Linked DNA regions of Homo sapiens: region 2 is linked to region 1. A link is a contact called in ENCODE Hi-C or POLR2A ChIA-PET data. All regions are on one chromosome and are shown on one strand. The core of a region is the stretch at or near the end of the contact, and the rest is flanking DNA. Distances in the headings are between cores, read along the strand shown. Region 1 holds the start of CCDC14 (coiled-coil domain containing 14). Region 2 holds the start of KALRN (kalirin RhoGEF kinase).

What was found. A loop is a pair of places that touch in the nucleus more often than their neighbours do. ChIA-PET counts read pairs that join two places held with the same protein, here RNA polymerase II (POLR2A). Pooled maps may share reads with other maps.
Region 2: a map of gastrocnemius medialis shows a loop between it and region 1 (6-fold over the local background). The contact joins the promoter of KALRN here to the promoter of CCDC14 in region 1. A Hi-C loop is called at or near these places in 4 of 168 maps with a recorded cell type or tissue (PC-3, endothelial cell of umbilical vein, gastrocnemius medialis and 1 more) and 15 of 50 pooled maps. POLR2A ChIA-PET finds 5 or more read pairs at or near these places in 7 of 52 experiments (A549, GM12878, Panc1 and 2 more).

What each region holds. Positions count from the first base shown.
Region 1 is chr3:123,959,784-123,962,857 of GRCh38, reverse strand. CCDC14 (coiled-coil domain containing 14) reads left to right here and starts at 1,629. Exons shown (of 13, transcript NM_001366335.1): 1 at 1,629-1,714. The coding sequence starts at 1,685. RefSeq lists a silencer at 1,311-1,621.
Region 2 is chr3:124,031,825-124,034,898 of GRCh38, reverse strand. KALRN (kalirin RhoGEF kinase) reads right to left here and starts at 1,530. Exons shown (of 60, transcript NM_001388419.1): 1 at 1,086-1,530. The coding sequence starts at 1,158. RefSeq lists a silencer at 1,555-2,014.

The DNA of each region.
Region 1 (3,074 bases), core at 380-2,879:
AACAACAAAATGAAACGGGGTGGGGGCATAACATTCCCAACACTAGGGAAGTGAATCATGGAACACCAGGCAGCCATTTTATAATTGTAGACTAATGAGAAACAATGTTGATTAGATATTAAGAGAAAACACGCATGTTACAGTAATACCTATTATTTCATATTGTCGTAATACATTTATACATATATATGTAGGTGGAAAAAATCTTGAAGGGAATGCACCAAGCTGTTCAAAGTGATAACTCATGGGTAATGGGGTTATGGGTGGTCTTTTCCTTTTTGCTTATCTATATTTTCTAAAATAAACATGTATTAAGAAAAATCAATATGAATTCAAAAAATATCAACTTAACTAAAAAAAACCCCTTAATTTCAGGTGAATATGTCAGCAAGTTATGAAGTTATGTGAGGGCTGGGGAAGGAAAGGAGAGGTTTTCACAGTTTGATCTAATTCAAAACTAAATCTGTGAAATACTCATTTCCTAAAATCACTCAGGATAAGTGTGTGATATTTTGGTGGACATATTTTAGTTCCTGGGCTTTGACATTAATTGTAACAGACTTTTAAAGCGTAGCTCTTTTCTCCATTAAAAAGAAATGAGGCCGGGCATGGTGGCTCACCACTGTAATTCCAGCACTTTGGAGGCCAAGGCGGGCGGATCACCTGAGGTCAGGAGTGTGAGACCAGCCTGGCCAACAGGGTGAAACCCTGTCTCTACTAAAAATACAAAAATTAGCCGCGTGTGGTGGCACGCACCTGTAATCCCAGCTCTTCAGGAGGCTGAGGCAGGAGAATCGCTGGAACCCAGGAGGCAGAGGTTGCAGTGAGCTGAGATTGCGCCACTGCACTCCTGCCTGGGTGACAGTTGAAATGGAATAAACTGAGTTATCTCTCTTCAACTTGATTTAAATCATTAACCCAAAACTCAATGCCTTAAAAACCAATGACTAAAATCCTCATTAAAATGAGTGCACATGCCAATACTAAGAATGTTGTGTCATTTTTCATCAAAAGTAATTACCTCAACATAAGAGGAGACAAGTACGCATGGAAGTAAACCCAAAATCCCAACTAATGAACACCGTTCTGAGATCAGTGGCCACAGGGAATAATTCTGCAATTTCCATCACACGCAAAGGTAACAACCCCGAGGTCTTATTTTTATAGAATATCAAGAACAAAATCTTCCAAAAGGCACACGATGCCAAACTAAAAATAAAGAGCGAAAACCCAAAAAGTCGCGCTCAATTCCTTCTGAAACCTATTCGCCTCCTACCCCTGTCCCATCCTCTGGCGCTGGCGGGTCCTCGTCCCCGTTTTCCCCACCGCAAGTCCTGGAACCTCCGCTTAACTCTTTTCTCGGCGGCTCCGCCCCGGCCCCGCCCCAGCCATGCCTTGGCCCCGCCCCGTTCGCCGTTTATTGGCTTCTCCCAACCCCTGCCGGTGGGTGACAAGCCGGGAAGCTTGGAGGGGTCTATTGCGTACGCCCAAGGCGCTGGGCCTGGAGCAGGAGAAAGGGAGTGGAGGCGCGTCGGAGACTATGAAGCGCGGCATTCGGCGGGATCCTTTCCGGAAGCGGAAGCTCGGCGGGCGGGCCAAGAAGGTCCGGGAGCCCACGGCGGTTAATTCTTTTTACCGTGAGGCTTCACTTCCCTCGGTCTGGGCTTCTCTGAGGCGGCGAGAGATGGTCAGGTCTGGAGCTCGACCGGGCCAGGTGAGGGCTGAGGACCTGAGGAGTCCGCTGTGGGGATGGAGAGGGACAGGGGGGTTTTCGGGCCAGGAACTTGTAAAACTCTGCTCGAAAAAAGACAAAGACAATGCGGCGACATTAAAGTGCTGGGACAGAGGTGCAGGGAACACCTAATCTTCCCGTCGTAACACGGCCGCTCGGTCTCTAGATGTTTCTGTTTAAATCGTCGTAGCCCTAGTCTAGAGCGCCGGCTTTGGGGTCAGGCCCGGGTTCGAGTCCCAGCCTTCGCCGCTGCGTCGAGTGACTTAACCTCTCCTAGCTTCAGTCACCTGCAGATTGAGAGTCTACTACTTTTTACTGCTCAGAACTTCCTATTCCTTAGCTGCAAAATAGGCAGAAATAAGCATAAAATCCTGTCTCAAAGAATTGAGAAGGTTAAATAAGAGAACCCGGTAAAAACATCGATCACACAGTTGTTGTAGACATACAACAAAATTTAGTTCCCTTTAAAACACGTAGTTTGCCACCATCTTAATGATAACAGCAGCCAACATTTAGATAGGACTTATGTGGCAGATGCTACTGTAAGTGCTTTTATGTATTACATAGAATAACTCATTTAATAGTCACGATATCCTTATGAGGTAAGTACTATTATCCCTATTTTATATATGAGGAAATCGAGGGCTGGAGGATTCAAATAACTTGGCAGTTACACAGCTGTGGAAACAAGATTCAGACTCACAAAACTGATGCCAGAGTCCATTCTTCTTTTAAACATTTTACCTAGTAGATGTATGACTTTGAACAAACCACTTTTCTGAAATTTAGGTTCCCACCTCACAAATAATAACTCACAGGGTATGGATTAAGTGAAAATGAAAGACCTTAGCACACTGTAAGTCATTCTACAAAGGCAGTATTATCTTGTACTTGTTGGTAGGAGATATGACTACTAAGAAATGCTTATATGATTCTCAAATAGCAAAATTAAAAGTTTAATGATAATAACCTCGTAGAAGTAAGTGTAAAATAAAGCAAACTGATTCTCCTGTATTGTGATTAGGACACTCCTTTTGGAGAGCAGCTTTGCAGTTTGTATCAAGGGTTATTAAATTGCTAATAACCTTTCACCAAATAATTTTCTTTTTAATCCTAAATATAAAAAGGCTGTTTTCAGTAGATAGAAAGGCTTATTCCAGGTTTGTTTTTTTAATTGTGAAAAATATGAAGCAAACCAAGACCATTATTATATTACTTCCACTGAAGGAAATATTATACAACCATTAAAAATTTATGAATATGAAAAAGATTTAAAAGTAGAAAACACAGGATTTAAAATTGCAAATATCTAGGTATTATGACTAAGTAAAAAATGCATATG
Region 2 (3,074 bases), core at 281-2,780, 72 kb before region 1:
TGACCCCTGACCCCCACCAGTTCATGTCCTCTAATCCAACTTTCCAGAAGGGAGAGCAGATGCATGGGGCCCCGGTAACTTACTGGACTCCTTGGGACAAAGATTCCAGACAAAACTGTTTCAGACATGTGGGGAGATGGGGAGCTACACACAGAAGCTGGTGGAAGCCACAGGTACAGGGAGACGGGGAATCCCTGGCCATCAGAGAAACAGGGCCACAGGTGGTGGAAGATAAGGGTGGTCAGTGCCGGTTCTAGGGAGGGACTGTGTAGCCAGGGAGCAGGAGGAGCAATGGACCCGGGACTTGGACGATGGCAGGGGCGCAAAGAGCTAGAAAGACATCTCAGGGCTCTACACCTCACAGCAAGCAGAGACTTAGTGGGTGTGTATGAGAGGGACGCTAACTCACACTTCCAGGAATGAGTAATTCTTATGAATAGCTCCTCCGTTCCCAGAACTGAAGAGGAGGACAAGGGGGAGGTCCGAGGCGCCCACCGCCCTCCCAGCTGGGTCTGCCTCTCAAGTCAGAGGGACCAGCTCCCCACACGCACCAGGCGAGACCGATGTCTTCCGCCCCACTCCTGTCAGTCTGCAGCCGGCGCGGCTCCGGGTCCCCGCCGCCCCTCTGTGCACATCAGGGCCCCGGGCCCCCGACGGCGAGGAGGGGTGCCGACCCAGGGCGGCCGCCGGGAGCCCCGCTGACAGGCACAGGGGAGGGGGAGCCAAGGGAGGGGCCGGGACGCCGGTAGCCGGAGCGGCGCGCTGCAAAGTGAGCCAACACCGCCCATCCCCGCGCTCTGGGAGAAGGCGGTCCGAGGGGACCGCCTCCCACCTCCCCAACACAGACTCCCGCAACTGGGGTGAAGGCGGAGGGGCGCGGAGTTCCCAGCCCCCACGCCCTCCCCAGACGCAGCCAGCACTGCCATAACAACCAGAATCTCGGCAACTCCAGCCCCGACGCCGAGGGGGCACTGCCCCCCAACACGCACGCGGCAGCAACAGCCCTCCTTCCCCAAACTTGTCCGAGACGCCGCGTCCGAGGCAGTAGCCTTCAGCCCTGGCCCCCCGCGCCCTGCCCGGCTTACCTGTCCGGAAAAAGGCGTCCACGTCCGAGTCTGCTGCTCCTCCTTCCTCCGCTGCTCCCTCAGGGGGGTTCATGACTGTGGGAGGGCGTCCGCGGGCAGCCGGGAGCCGAAGAAGCCTGGGGCCGAGGGCTGCTCGGCGCCCGGTGGGCGGAGGGCGCGGGGCGCAGCTGCTGCGGCCGCAGAGCTGGCGGCCGCGGAGCTTCGAGGGCGGGCGTTGGGCGGCGGGGCTGGGGCAGAGGACGCTGAGCCTCCCTCAGGCGGAGGCGCGCGGCGGGCTGGGGGTGCCTGCCGCCAGCTCCCCCATGGTACCCCTTCCCCAGGGCGCTGGCCGCCTGCTGTCTGGCTGGGGCCGGGGCCCGGGGCCGGGGTGCGGGCTGCCTGGGCGCCCGCTGTCCCCCAGCAGCGGCAGCTGGCTCTCCTGCTCGCCCGTCTGCCTGTCTCTATTGTTCAGCCCTGCTCCGCTCTCTCCTCTTTATTTTTCCTCCTCCCTCCCACCCTCCCTGTCTCCCTACCTCCTCCCTCCCTCGCTCACTCGCTCACTCGCTACCTCCCTCCTTCGCTCGCTCGCTCTCTAGCTCCCCCTCTGGCTCCCGCCGCCGCCGCCGCCGCAGCAGCCGCCTCCCCAGCTCCTCCCCCGGCTCCCGCTCCCTCAGTCCCGGCCAACAATGACCCCGGGAGCGCCGAGCTGAATTGAAGCTCCGGCCGGGGCCGAGGGCTCGCTGCGGGCCCCCGGCGGCGCCTACGCCCCCAGTCCCAGCGGCCCCGCGCCGGCCTCCCGGGGAGCGGAGCCCGAGTCCCGAGCTATTGTTCGAGGCTGTGCTAGGCCGGCTTCCTGAGCTCCGCAGGAAAAGCCCGGGCCAGGGAGGGGGCGGGGCCGCCGGGCGAGCCCGGGGCTGCAGGGCACACGCCAGGCTTGTCCAGGGGGCTCTGCGGCCCGGGCGCTGCGCGCTCAGCTTCTCCGCTCGCGCCGCCGGTGCTCCTCCCGGCCCCGCGGCCACCTCCTCCGTCCACTCCACTCCCAGGTGTGTGAGGGGACCACCAGGCTGCCCGCCCGCCTTCTCTGGATCTTCAGATCGGTCTCCAAGCTGGACTGACCTGTCCCTAGAGGCCGGCCTTTCTTCCCCTCCTTCCTGACGAGCTCTCTTCTGTCTCCCTGCCCTCCTGAGCCTCTCACATTTTCCTCACCAGCTCGCCACAGTTTCTCTCCTTTTTATCTTTTCTCGTCCTTTTCCCCTTTTCAGCGCCCCTTTAAACATCTCCGCCTGTCTCTGTGACTCTTTGTCCAGTTTAATGCTCCTGTGATGTCTCCCTGCCTATCTCTCCCTCCCTCCGTCACTCTCTTGTCCCTCGTTTGTCTCTGTCCTGCCTCCGTACTTGGCCCGTATCTCCGCGCTCCTCTTGGACAGCTGTCAAAACTCTCTAATCCCTGGGGCCTTCTCGGTTTTGTTCTCCCTCATGTGAATGGAGAGATCCAGTTGGCCAGGAGGAAGGAGGTGTTACAGCAAGCTGAATTTCAATTAAAGTGGGGAGAGGGGCTGGGGAGGAATGGGGATGGCTGCAAAAAAGAAAACAGATGCTGTATGGGGTAATTAATGCGGTGATTGTATTGTGCCCATCAGTTTTTAAGCAATAATTAAACAATAATTAGCCAGTAGTGTGTTTATGGTTCTAGTGACTACAGAGCCCACCAAACAGAGGGTCTTTAAGACCTGAGTACTTAATAAGGTCTGCTGAGCGCTGTTCGCTGTTGCCTCATCCAGACAGATGGAGAAGTGGTGGCCTGACCTAATGTGTTAAAACACGCCTAATAGGAAAACCAGGTACTGGTCTGAAGTTAATGACTGCAACCCATCAGACAGAATCTCCTGGATCTGTTTGTCTCTAGTAACCTGTTTGGTTCCACCTCTCTCTGGGGGCCAAGGCAACTGGGGCCTATGCAGATCCACCAACTGTGTAAACTTGTAGCAAATAAAATGAATTAAATTAGTT